2 separate regions of the Homo sapiens genome follow, and region 2 is linked to region 1. A link is a contact called in ENCODE Hi-C data. All regions are on one chromosome and are shown on one strand. Each heading gives the region's core, a stretch centred on a gene start or an enhancer-like site at or near the end of the contact. The rest is flanking DNA. Distances are from core to core; before and after follow the strand shown.

Region 1 (6,230 bases), core at 1,643-4,142:
GAAAGGGGGTGACACTTAGCCTTCGCATTAAAAAATGAGCAAGGTTTTCAACCAAACAGTTGAGCAACTGGGCTCATTTTTTAAACACCGAAAATACATCAGATGGACTTATTCATCTGGCTCAGCTTAATACATGTTGGCCTAATGCTACAAATACCTAACATTAAAAAAGTCTGAGGGTATAAACAAGTACAGACCACAGTCACTGGCAGCAATGATTTGGCCTGGAGGTGCACCTGCGGCTGTGCGGCAGACCAGCCCTCAGAACCAGTACTCAGAGACGAAGATGTGGACGTTGACAACATTTCGGTGGGAGACCACGCCCCCGACCACATAGTTCATCTCCAGCTTCAGGACGGCATGAAATGGGCCCACGATGGGCCGCACCTGGCGCACGACACCTGCGGAGAGAGCAGAAGGTGTGCTGGAAGTTAGAAGGGACTGCAGCAACGTAGAGATCTGGGAAATGGTTTCCCTTGAGGAGTTTCAGAGCTAGAAGGAGGCATAGACCTCATGGAGTCCCATCCTACGCCAGATGCTCGAGTCCCCTGAATAACATCTCCTTCCAAGTGGTCAGCTCAGGCTCTGCTCCTGCCTCCAGGGACTGGTGAAAGTGAACTCACTACTTGCTGGGACAGCCTTTCCATCATGCACTGCCCAACCTGGAGGAAAGTTGTGGGTGTGGGCTTTGAAACTGGATGGCTCTGGGATCAATGCCAGCTTCTGAGCCCAGGTTTTCTGCTCTACCACCATTTACCTGACAGGTGTTTTTTGTTTGTCTTTTGTTTTTGCGACGGAGTTTCACTCTTGTTGCCCAGGCTGGAGTGCAATGGCGTGATCTCGGCTCATTGCAACGTCCACCTCCCGGGTTCAAGCCATTCTCCTGCCTCAGCCTCCCGAGTAGCTGGGATTACAGGCATGTGCCACCATGCCTGGCTCATTTTATATTTTTAGTAGAGACGGGGTTTCTCCATGTTGATCAGGCTAGTCTCAAACTCCTGACCTCAGGTGATCCACCCGCTTTGGCCTCCCAAAGTGCTGGGATTACAGGCATGAGCGACCGTGACTGGCCTACCTGAAAGGTTTTAAGGGAGCCTAGAAGAGGGCCTGGCATGCAGTGGGTACCTGATAGACATCTTTCTCCCTCCTTCCAACCCCCTGTGCCCAGTTCTGACCCCTGAGAAGAAATGAAGCAGGCGTATCCTCTCCCCCAGAACATCTGAGGACTGCAATGGGCCCTGGATCCTCCTGCAAGCAGAGCACCCCCAGTTCTCCATGGGGCATGCCTCCGGACCCCTTGCTGTGCATGCCTCTGTGGAGGCTGACACCTGAGCTCACTGTTCAGTGTTTGTGATAACAGGGAAGCAAGAGGTGGCTGGAGTGACAGAGGATCAGAGCAGCAGTGGCGTCCCCAGGGCAGTCAAAAGGAGGATGGGTGGTGCAGGGAGACTGGTGTCAGTTCTGGGGAAACAGCTGGGGGTTGCAGGGAGCTCTGCCTGTACCAGGGTAGGGATCAGGCAAAGACCGTGGCCAGAGGACAGGGCACAGACAAAGCTCAGCCACGGCAGGGTAGAAGAGGAGCAACCCCAGGCATTCTGCAGATTCCAGGGGATCCGGGTTAGCGGGTAAGGGAGTGGGTGCCACAAGTCCTCCCCAGCCTGGGCCCGCCATCTCCATGGCCCCCGACCAGGCCCAGCTGGCACTGCCTTCCCTCTGCAGGGCACCCAAAGCCTCACAGAGACTCTCCCATACTCTGTACGCAGTGAGAGTATGGGACAGTCCTCACTGCACTGCGGAGAGGCTGAGGCCCTTTTGAGGCCTAGGTTCCCCAGCAACAAACGGTGCCATGCCCCTGTGCTCCTGCACTGCACGATTCAGATGCCCAGCATCTGCCAAGGCATCAGCTCCAGCTGTGCAGAGCGGCCTTCCCACCAGAGCAGAGCACTCAGCAGATCCCCTTCGCATGCACACATGTGCTAAACAGGTGCTGGGACAGTTCCCAGGGTTCCAGACATCATGAACAGGATGCTGGTTTCAAAGCTGGTGGGAGATCTAGGATGAAAGGTATGCACCACGCTCTGATGGAGGGTGTGCATTGTCCAGCGGGGGCGAGAATGGAGGTGGGGAGGGCTGGGGAGTCAGGACAGGTTTCTTGGAAGAGGCACCCCTCCTGCAGAGGAAGCTGCACAAGCCAAGGCTACAGGCTGCTCCCCAGTGTCTGCGGCCAAACAGGCACAGACCTATGGGTGCTGACATTTATGAATGAACCGCCAAGGTCCCTTCTCCGTTCCACATGTTCTGACAGTAGGATTTGTCTAAGGTGGTGTTGAGGGTGGGGATGTGGGGTAACTATCTAACAGGTGGCTCTCTGGTCGTACCATCGGCCAATTTCTATGGCAAATTTCCGGTACCACGTGGCAACACTGAAAGTGGACTTGTGGAGAGATGTGTACAAGCAGCTCTCCAGAGCTGGTGTGAGCAGTGTGAACGGTGTGAGCTGGCACTGAGACACCTGCTTGGATGCTCTGTGAAGAGCGAATATGGAGCCTGCAGCTTCACAACCACAAGTTGAGAAATAGCTACTGACTGTTTGCCACAAACGGCTGATTCCAGGCTGGATTCTGTGAACAGTTCCTCTGCAGGCTTAGGAAACGTGCACGGTGACAGCCTATCTCCACCTCTTGGTGCCCAGGACACAGCAAAGGCTCAGGGGAGAACTGAGGGGTCAGGAAGGCCTTCGGTACGAGTGGCTGGTTCCTGGTCAGGAACATCAAGTTCACGCTCAGAAAGAGAATCTGGGCACAACGTTCCCCCCTTTCGCTCTCTGGGCTTATGTTTCAAAAGTGAAAGGCCCAGCAGCTGGGGTGGAATTTCAGGCTGTTCCCTAAGCAAACATGGGCTTTAGCTCCGATGGAGAGATAAGCACAGGCTTCTGCAGGCTGTCAGCACCCTTGCTCTGCCTGCTACCTGGTGATGACATTGAAGCTTTGTCCTGCTTGAAAGCCCATGAACGTCTTCAGCTCCCGGCAAAAGACGTGCGCCTGTCACCACCCTGGGCTCGCCAGCAGAACCTGATGACGGGGTCACTCCTGCCTGCCCCTCCCTGGGCTGGGTCTGCCCACCAGGGTCAGTGTGGGCTTACAGGGCTGAACCTAACGTACCCCCGTGGGCCCCCTGTATGTCATATTTTTCTCTCCCCAGGCCCGAGGCCAACAATGGTGCCCCCGCTAGCCACAGTGACCTGCCAACTTTACTGGTACTAGGCGCAGAGACACTTCTTACCACCCTTCCTGGCATTCAGAGGTTTGGGGCTTGAAGGAGAAGGAGAGGCTGGGTGAGCCTGTGAATCACTGTAGGGAGGAATGGCAGGCACCTCCACAAGCAACAGTCAGATATGTCTTTGTTTCAGCTGGGTGCAGTGGCTCACGCTTGTAATCCCAGCACTTTGGGAGGCTTAGGCGGGCAGATCACAAGCCCATGAGTTCGAGACCAGCGTGGGCAACGTGGCAAAACCCTGTCTCTACAAAAAATACAAAAATTAGCCAGGCATGGTGGTGTGTGCTTATAGTCCCAGCTACTCAGGAGGCTGAGGTGGCAGAATTGTTTGAGCCCGGGAAGGTCAAGGTTGCAATGAGCCAAGATTGTGCCACTGCATTCTAGCCTGGGTGACAGAGCAAGATCCTGTCCCAAAAAAAAAGAGATCTATTTCTGTTATTATTATATTTCTGTATATTATATAGTTTCATATATGATATATAACTATTATACATATAAAACAATATATTAAAAATATATGTTATAAAGTATGTCAAATTTATATAACTGTATTTTAAATAGTTTAAAGTGTATTTTATAAATTTACATATAAATTTATATAATTATTATATAATTATATTTACACATAAGTGTATTTATATGTAAATATAATTATATATAAATATCCATATTTGTTCATATAAAATGTTTACATTTACTCTAAAATTTATATATAAAATATAAACATGATAAATATATAATTATCATATTATGTTGCTATATGTACATAATTATATTATGTTGATATATGTATATAATTATATTATTATGTTGATATATGTATATAGTAATCATATTCTTATGTTGATATATGTATATATAATTATCATATTCTTATGTTGATATATTTATATATTTATCTTAAATGTCTATATTTAAATACACACTCCTGGTGCATGTGGGACCATTAATATTATCAACAGTTCCAATGCACAGAGGGTCTGCGCATGCTACGTGTGCCTGGCACTGGCTAAATAAGAATGTAGAGAAACTGAAGGTCTGTCCTCAGGGGTCAGTCTGGGGACAGAGAAAGAAAGAAGAAAGTGCTCATGCAGTGAGCTCCATGTGGGACAGGGACCTGCCACAGACGTTCTAAGTAGGCCCTTTGAGACCTGCAGGATACGAACTGACCTGGCTCCGTGGTAGGACCCCCAGATGGATTATTTGACCTTCCTGAGTCTCAATTTCCTCTTCTATGAACAGGGATTAAAAACAGCAACCTTTGGCCGGGCGTAGTGGCTCACGCCTGTGATCCCGGCACTTTGGGAGGCCGAGGCGGGCGGATCACAAGGTCAGGAGATCAAGACCATCCTGGCTAACACGGTGAAACCCCGTCTCTACTAAAAATACAAAAAATTAGCCGAGCGTGGTGGGACACGCCTGCAGTCCCAGCTACTCAGGAGGCTGAGGCAGGAGAATCACTTGAATCCAGGAGGCGGAGGTTGTAGTGAGCTGAGATCGCGCCATTGCACTCTAGCCTGGGCGACAGAGCAAGACTCTGTCTCAAAAAACAAAACCAAAAATAAAACAAAAAAAACCCCAGCAACCTTCAAAATCAGAAACAAATCAAACTCGATGTCATCCTTTTTCTTTCCACTGAGAAATGACCACTGGCTATCAAAAAGCATTCTAATATTTAAAGTGATCTGACTCCCAGCCAAAGCGTGGCTGAATTCTTAGAAACATACAGCAGGTGTTAAGTATTTCTCTTGGACTGATTTATGAGAGAGGAAAGCCCTGAACATATAGAAAATGATTGTCCCTAAATACATTGCACCAGAGTACTTCACGAGGTTTGGTCTCTACAATGGCTGAAGACCAGAGCTCCAAGCTGATTGTAAACAGCTGCGTGGTGAGACGAGCAACTAGAAAGGAAGGACCACACTAGGGAAAAGGGTGCTGTGAAGGGGAAGGGAGGCGCTAGGCTGAATCACTGATGGTCAGATTCGGGGCCTGGATTTTCTCAGGTTCTTTGCATTTAACAAGAAAAGTTATTAAGGTAGAACAAGTAGGGATGCTGCGAGGGTTGAACAACAGACTGTACGGCTGCACACAGCAGGCGCTCAAGGAATGTGCACCCCTTCCTGACCTTCCAAATCCGCTTCTCTATCCCTCCCCTCTGACCTGAAGTCCACACTGCATCTCCCAGTCTGTGCACAACCCCACTCAACCCAGGACCCCCTTTCCCAGGCCATGCCCTGTCAGCGGACCTGCCCACACTCCTCCAGCCTAGCCACATTTTCCTGGGCTCTGGTTTGGGGAACAGGTTTCCTCCATCTCCAGGCTAGTTCAAGCATGACTTCCACCTCCTTGCCCTCACCTCGACTGAACCCAGGCCAGTGGCTAGGGAGGACTTCATGAAAGAGGACCTTAACAGTTCAGCTGGTCCTCAGTTCCTGGCACATAATAGATGCCAAATAAATGCCTGCAGAATCAAGATTCTGATACCACTTTTCTTCATAGCTTCATAACCATCCATCAACCCAACCATCCACTCACCAATCCATCTATCCATCCATCCGTCCATCCATCCATCCACCCACCCACTCAGCAATCCATCAACTCACCTACCCATGGATCCAACCATCCATCCATTCACCCACCCATCAACCCAACCATCTGCTCATCCATCCATCCATCTATCCACTCACCCATCCATCTATCCATCCATCCATCCATCCATCCATCCATCCATCTATCCACCAATCCATCCACTCACCTACCCATGGATCCAACCATCCATCCATTCACCCACCAATCAACCCATCTGTCCATCCACCCACACACCCACCCATGGATCCACCCACCCATCCATTAGATGCTACCCACCCATGAATCCACCCACCCATCCATTAGAGGCTACTCTGCACAGAGGAGCTTTAAACAGGAAGCTTTAAATTGGGTTTTGAGGAATA
Region 2 (6,547 bases), core at 3,341-5,840, 510 kb before region 1:
GAATCTAGCTCCCAGATGCCCACCCAGCTTCGGCTCAGGCCCCCTGCAGGTCACTGAGGTGGGGGGCAGCCCTCCCGTGGGGTCGTGTCACTGAGGTAGGGGGCGGCCCTCCCATGGGGTCGTGTCACTGGGCTCCTCAGGGAAGGCAGTAGGTTGTATAGTTATCTTCCGAGGGGCAACATCACTGCCCTGAAACCACACAACCTACTACCTCACCCCGCCAGGCCCGGCCTTGCACTGCGGGAGGGCCCGCCGCCCCCCGCCCAGCACCAGCCCCTGCCTGGCGGTCCTCAGTCACCAGAGCAGGAGGGCTGGGCAGGCGCAGGGCAGGAGGGACAGGGGAGATGGCACCCCAGGAAGGGGCAGCTGCTGCTGGCTGGTCTTGGGAAGTCCCTGGCTCTCTGGGCCTCAGTTTCCCCAGGTACAGAGGAGCCACTGTCTGCCTTCAGATTGTGCCATGTGGGACCCAGTGTATGCAGAGCTGTTCCTCTCACTTCCTGCTCAGGAAAGGTGCCTTGGCCTCCCTTCCTCCACAGGCAGAGGCCCTGCCACTGAGCTGGCCAGGCTGGGGCACGTGCTGGGAACCTGGGGTGATGGGCAACGCCAATACTCGCAGCCCTGTGACCTCCAAACGTCTCGGCCACCCCTGGCCCCACGGTGCCTTCTCCTGGTGCTCAGTGGAGGGTACGGCTCAGGGCCACCCATGAGCCTGGGCCTGATGGCGGGGGGAGTGTTGGGGAGTGTTGGGAGACAGAGGTCAGACAAACAGCTGCGTGGATCGCCTCTCTCAGTGCGGCTGGGGCAGAGGGTGGGGTCGGCTCAGCTCTCCTCTGCCCTCGATGCTCCACACTGCATCTCCTTCCATCCTCATTTGCCTCCATTTTACAGAGGAGGAAACTGAGACCCAGAGAGATCAGGGGCCTGTCCAAGGTCACACAGCAAGTGGCACCTAGGCCTGTCAGACTTCTCAGTGTAGGCGGCCCCTGCCCCCGACTGCTGCCAAGGCTGCCCCCAAACCTGGCCCTGCCCGCTCCCAGCCAGGGTTCCAGACGCTCTGTCCACCGCAGATATTACAGCCACTTCAGGAAAGACAGTAGATTGTATAGTTATCCCATAGCAGGGCAGAGCCCCAAACTATACAACCTACTACCTCACCCCAAAGGGCAGTCGGTCTTGGTGCCGATGGGACTCCGTGGCTTCCAGAGGCACCTCCTGGGGACGCGGGAGGAAAGAGGGCTGAGGAGAACAGGGGCTCGAGGCTCGGCAGGCCACACGCACCAAGGGCACAGGGATTCTGGCGGGCAGGCGCGGTGGGCGCAGGGGGCTGGGACGCCGAAACCCTGGGAGTGGGGACATTGTGGCCAGCACCAGCAGGGACGGGAGCCTGCAGGAAACCACCAACCAGAGAGGGACGAGGAAGAGAGAAAGGAGGAGGGAGGGAAAGCCCTGGCGGCATTTTGCGACGCTGTCACAGGCAGCCGGCTCCCTCTCATCTGGACAGGAGTGGCCATAATGTCCCCAAGGAACTCTGCACTGGAGACCCTAGGAGGAGGGCTGTCATCTGTCGAAGGCCAGCAAGACACAGGCATGCGAGTGCCCACCCTGCTCGGCCCCCTCCCTCCCCGCACAGCGCCACCAGAAGCAGCACTCGTGGCCCCCAGGCTGGCTGAGTAGCGGCTTCACGGGCGTGCCGTCTCCTCCCACTGGGCAGGCAGGCATCCCTCCCCAGGGGCCCTGGTTCTGGCCCTGCTGTGCAGGCTGGCCTGAGCTGACCGCACTGCAGGAGGTGGCGGGAAGGTTCTTTCCTTCCTTGAGGGAAGTGGCCTCTAGGGGAGAGCAGCTGGGGGGGTAGTCACAGACCCTCAGGTCCACCCAGGGTCCAGTGCCTGTCCCTGCGGGTGCTGGCACACTCAGTGCCCTAGCTTGGGACGCACAGGGCTGGGACAGAGTGTAGCATGAGGATGACACTGAGAGGGCCTCGGGGCTCCCCTAGCAGGGGAACGTGGCGAGAGACGGGCCTCCCTAAGCCCCGCCTATCCTGGGCCTGGTGCAGGGTCAGCCTCAACAAATGCTAATTGTGGCTACCACCTTCCTGGGGAAAAGCTGAGGGGGCAGATACGACTGTCAACCCCTCTTAAACAGGTGAGGAGACCGAGGCCCAGAGAGGCAACGTGACCTGGATGTCACACAGCCAAGGGGGCAGCAGAGTGAGGTCCAAATGTCCTGCTCCCTGCCAAGCTTTTTTTTTTTTTTTTTTTTTTTTTTTTGAGATGGAGTCTCACTCTGTCCCCCAGGCTGGAGTGCAGTGGCGCGATCTCGGCTCACTGCAAGCTCCGCCTCCTGGGTTCACGCCATTCTCCTGCCTCAGCCTCCCGAGTAGCTGGGACTACAGGCGCCCGCCACTACGCCCGGCTGATTTTTTGTATTTTTAGTAGACAGGGGGTTTCACCGTGTTAGCCAGGATGGTGTTGATCTCCTGACCTCGTGATCCGCCCGCCTCAGCCTCCCAAAGTGCTGGGATTACAGGCATGAGCCACTGCGCCCGGCCTGCTTCCTGCCAAGTTAAACGGCATGCTAGCTCTCAGCTCCCCATGCCCAAGTGGACTTGAAAGGTCTACCCCAGCCCTCCTTCCACAGCCCATCCTGAGCAGGCTGCCTACTCCAGGCAGGCCCCAGGCTGGGCTGGACCATTTAATCCTCACAGCCCTGGTAAGGCTGAGATCACGGATCCCACTTCATAGTGGAGAAACTGAGGCTCAGGGGGTGCTGAATCTCTAGCTCTAGGTGTCTTTGCTCTCAGAAGTTGGTCGGGGAGGGGGTCTGCTTGCTCTCTGGGCACGTGTCCTACTCCCTCCCGAGGGGCACTGGAGCAAATCCCAGGTCCTTAGCCAGCAAGGAGACCGCTGAGGCTCACACCTGGTGCCGCCCACCCAGAACTGGAGACTGAGATGCTGACTCACCCAGGAGTGGGGACCAGGAGGGCCCCGATGCAGCCCGACCCTCCTCTGTCCCAGCATCATCTCGCCTGGGGTCGCGAAGACCCCGTGTTCCCTCAAGGCCTCAGAACAAAAGCGGTATGAGAGGGTCTGGGGGTCCTGCTCCCCTGCTCCAATTCTGGGTCCCCTGGCTGGTGGGCAGGACCAAGATGTCCCTAAGGACTGTCCGGGCAGAGCCAGCCAGGGTGGGGTGAGGGCTGAAGGGACAGTGGCTGAGGGTCTCCTTGGACCCTCCCAGCTGTGGTGAGTGGCCGGAGGGGGAAGATCAAGGCCATCCCAGCTCCTCTGAGCTGAGGCTGACTCAGGCTGTCGCACACCTCATGATCAGCTCCCAGTCAGGTGGTCCACCCTGAGTGTCCCTGCGTCTGCCCCCATCTGCACCCCCGGGAGGTGCCTTGGGGGAGGCTGTGGGGTGGGTTGCACCCTAAGCACGCACTCTGGGCTCCTGACTTAATCTCTGAGACCCCCACCCCCTCAGGCTGGACTGGCCACCTGGGCTGGCTGGGTCCCCTCACACCTACTGGGTTCTGACTCATGGTCCCAGCAGGCTAAAAAGGGGGTGGGGCAGGACAGCCCAGTGGGCGGAGCTGTGAGAATCCAGGCCGGCCTCTGGGCTATGCTCTGGGCAGGTCTCATGCCCTCGTGAGCCGTGGTCTCCCCACTGAGGCAAGGGGTCAGCTGCCAGGGCCCCCGTCATCAGCCATCGGAGCTGGAGTGCAGGTGGGGACCACCATACTGATTCCAATGGCCCCAGCCTGGCCCCCACAGGTCCCCCAGGCCAGGACTTCAGCCTCCTAGAGCCTACAGTGCTCACCATGGGGGGACCCAGCCCACAGGTCGGGCTCTATAACGTGTGGCAGAGACAGAATGGGAGACAGGCCCCTAGTCCACCCTGGTCGTCACCACAAGTGCCCTCCCCCTGGGCCCCCAGCCCCACCTGGGAGAAGCAGATGTGACTCAGTTTCCCTCATTCGGCCTTTCTCGTTCTGGGCTAGACTTACCCAGGTGGCATCTTGAGTCATCCTGGGCGATGGCAGGTGGCCTCGGGGCATGAGGGCTGCACTCCAGGATGCCCGGTGGCTAGGTGACAGGAGAGGCCAGCGCAGGAGCTTCTGTCCCCAGGGAGTGCTCGAGGCAGGCTGGGCCCTGCAGACAGGCGGTGCACACAACAGAGCCCAGGGCCAGAGAGTGAGTCTTCAGGGTGTGGAGGTGAGGCTGAGCCTCTTCCACTCAGACGCCCTGCAATGAACCACGGCTCCTTCAGGCCCTGTCCAGCCTGAGGGGTGCACCACCAGGGTCAAAGATCACCATGCCCCAAGTGCACAGTGGGCAGATGAGGTGGGCCAACGGGGGGAGCTTGCTGGAAGAGTGGCGGGAAGACAAGAAGAGACATGGCTTCAGGGGAGGCCACAGCCTGGGCGAAGGTTTGGCTGTGAGACCATCAAGTCCCCACCTAAGGACCTCTGTGCCTGAGGGTGGGGCCTGGAGAGGACCGGGAGTGGCCTGGCTCTGAGATAGCCCTCCCTCCCTATCAGACCTCCCACGGCTCCTCCTACCTCCAGAGCCAGGATGGCAGGAGGCCCAGCTCACTGTGAGGAAGGCCAGCCCCAGGCAGGGGCTCCAGGTCAGCGCCACTTCTTGACCTGTTGGGTTTTAAAAACAAAAGTGACAAGTGTCAGCTCTGGAAGAGACGTGGCCTTACCCAGCTCTGAACCCCTTTGTGACCTTGGGCCTTGCCCAGCCGTCCCGCACCAGAACCGACACTCCAGCCTGGCCCGTCTCTCGCCTAGTGGCTCACCCACCCCTGTAAGGGCCTGGATGGAATGTGGAATGGCCTCCGTGGCCAGCCCTGTGTTGGACAATGCCAGGTCAGAGGGGACCAAGACCCAAGCCTGTCCTTGAGTGGTCAGTGGTCATGTCCCCCTGCTGGGAAGCCTGTGCCCTGCCAGGCTGGTGCCTGGATGCTCTAGGGCCCAGAGGAGGGCAGCAGGATGCACAGGGGGGACAGCCTGGTGCTGCTTTCCCGGGTGCCTGGCCTGTCAGCAGGTGGCTGGACTATGGAGGGAGGGGTTAAGCCCCCATTGCACCGAGGAGGATGCTGAGGGTCCAGGGGGGCTGTGGCTTCCCCTGGGACCCAGGACGAGGAAGGCTTGGGGTTCTCCCACGAGCGGAAACCCCCGGGAGGGGCCCACAGCATCCAGTCTGGGGCTGCAGGGCTTCGGCAAGGTCTTGTCCAGTGAATGAAAACTTCACCTCACGCCAGCCCATTCTGGCAGGAGTGCCCTTGCAGGGTGCGCACGGGGTGCAAAGGCCAGGGAGGTGCATCCAGGCAGGAAGGGATGTGGGTCCCCGGGGCTGAGCCCAAGACGCTGGATGGGAGCAGACATACCGTGGTTCCCTGCAGCCCTGTACCGTGTGACCTCGAGCAAGAGCAGCCCTGCTGGGGACCGGGAGAGTCACCCACCAGGCTATTGAGGGGCCTGTGGGGACACTGGGTGGGGGGTGCCCTTCCCTCCTCCTCCCTGAGCACCAGCCCTGCCCACGCTCCCAGCCAGCTAGGCCGTCTACCACTGTTGACACCCTCTCTACTGTCTCTGCCCCTCCCCAGCATGCCCGCAGCCCGGGCTCCCCCTCCAGCCTCCCAGAGCAGCAAGTGTCCCGGGCAGGCCTCTGCTCCCAGCATTGCCCTGGCCTGTCCCTCTGCCAGGCACAACCACCCTGCTTTTTCCTGCTCCTTTCCCCTGAGGGCCCTGTGTTCCCTGGTGAGTCCCAGCTCTGCCCGCAAGGCTCTAGGACTCGCATCTGGACCACCCAGGCCTGCAGTGGTCAGGGAGCCTGAATGTGGCAGTGCCCGCTCCGGGGGACTCTGAGGAGGGTGTATGGACACATTTCCTGCACACCCAACCCTGCTGTGCTCCACAGGACCAGGACACAGATGCTGTGACCTCAGCGGGCTCCACCCCCACCGCAGGAGGATCTGCACGCAATCAGGAGAACTCCAGCCGACAACCAGGGCTTTCTGGGGTGTGGGGTGGGGAAAGACTGATGTTTCAGCTTCGTGACCCACTCATGGAGCCATTTCTGAGCTGGTGGGGAGAAGGCCAGTTGCACGTGTTGTGGGGTGTGTGCGGGGGTGATCTCCAGGCCCACCTACCTGGCAGCCCTGGGGGTGAGCATGGGGCTCAGGCCTGGGGAGACAGCAGGAATCTCCCCTTTCTCAGGAGGCTTCCTGAGACAGACCAGAGAAACCCTTCGCAGCCAGCCTGGATGAGGGCTGGGAGGGCCATGCAGCGTAAACGGTGCTCCTTGAGCAGAGCTGACGGGGAGTGAGCAGTCGGCAGGCGCTCTGCCATCTGCCAGCTGCCACCTCCCGGGCGCTGCCCCGGCCCCACGGTGTCTGCCCGTGGGCAGGGTGCCCGGCAGGCCCAGGCGGGGGAGGGGCCGGGCCAGCCAGGACAGGTGTGCGGAGGCCTCGGTGGGCAGGTGGCCATTTCAGGGCCGGGCGGATGTCTGGAGCAAGTGAGGCAGACAGACGGTGTCACCCCGAAGTC

The links. Hi-C counts contacts between places; a loop is a spot of excess contacts on that map. Pooled maps may share reads with other maps.
Region 2: a loop to region 1 is called in a map of heart left ventricle, with 2.9 times the contacts of the local background. The contact joins two enhancer-like sites. A Hi-C loop is called at or near these places in 5 of 168 maps with a recorded cell type or tissue (CD14-positive monocyte, K562, heart left ventricle and 1 more), 1 of 37 single-sample maps with no recorded cell type and 3 of 50 pooled maps.

Annotation. Positions count from the first base shown.
Region 1 is chr22:45,594,478-45,600,707 of GRCh38, reverse strand. FBLN1 (fibulin 1) reads right to left here. Exons shown (of 17, transcript NM_006486.3): 17 at 1-401. The coding sequence ends at 262. Among named protein-coding and RNA genes, the nearest start is that of LINC01589, 8.1 kb to the left of the region's middle. Within about 2 kb of position 2,892, at least 3 of the 41 ENCODE cell types and tissues checked have a DNase peak (open chromatin) inside an H3K27ac peak, as active enhancers do; they include thyroid gland, where a contact is called at or near this core.
Region 2 is chr22:46,107,359-46,113,905 of GRCh38, reverse strand. It overlaps LOC124905135 (collagen alpha-1(III) chain-like), which reads right to left. Exons shown (of 2, transcript XM_047441696.1): 2 at 1-6,547. It overlaps MIRLET7BHG (MIRLET7B host gene), which reads right to left. Exons shown (of 5, transcript NR_110479.1): 4 at 4,553-4,639; 5 at 1-4,142. MIRLET7A3 (microRNA let-7a-3) reads right to left here and starts at 1,157; the gene lies at 1,084-1,157. MIR4763 (microRNA 4763) reads right to left here and starts at 340; the gene lies at 249-340. It also overlaps MIRLET7B. RefSeq lists an enhancer at 2,596-3,129. Within about 2 kb of position 4,590, at least 17 of the 41 ENCODE cell types and tissues checked have a DNase peak (open chromatin) inside an H3K27ac peak, as active enhancers do; they include thyroid gland, where a contact is called at or near this core.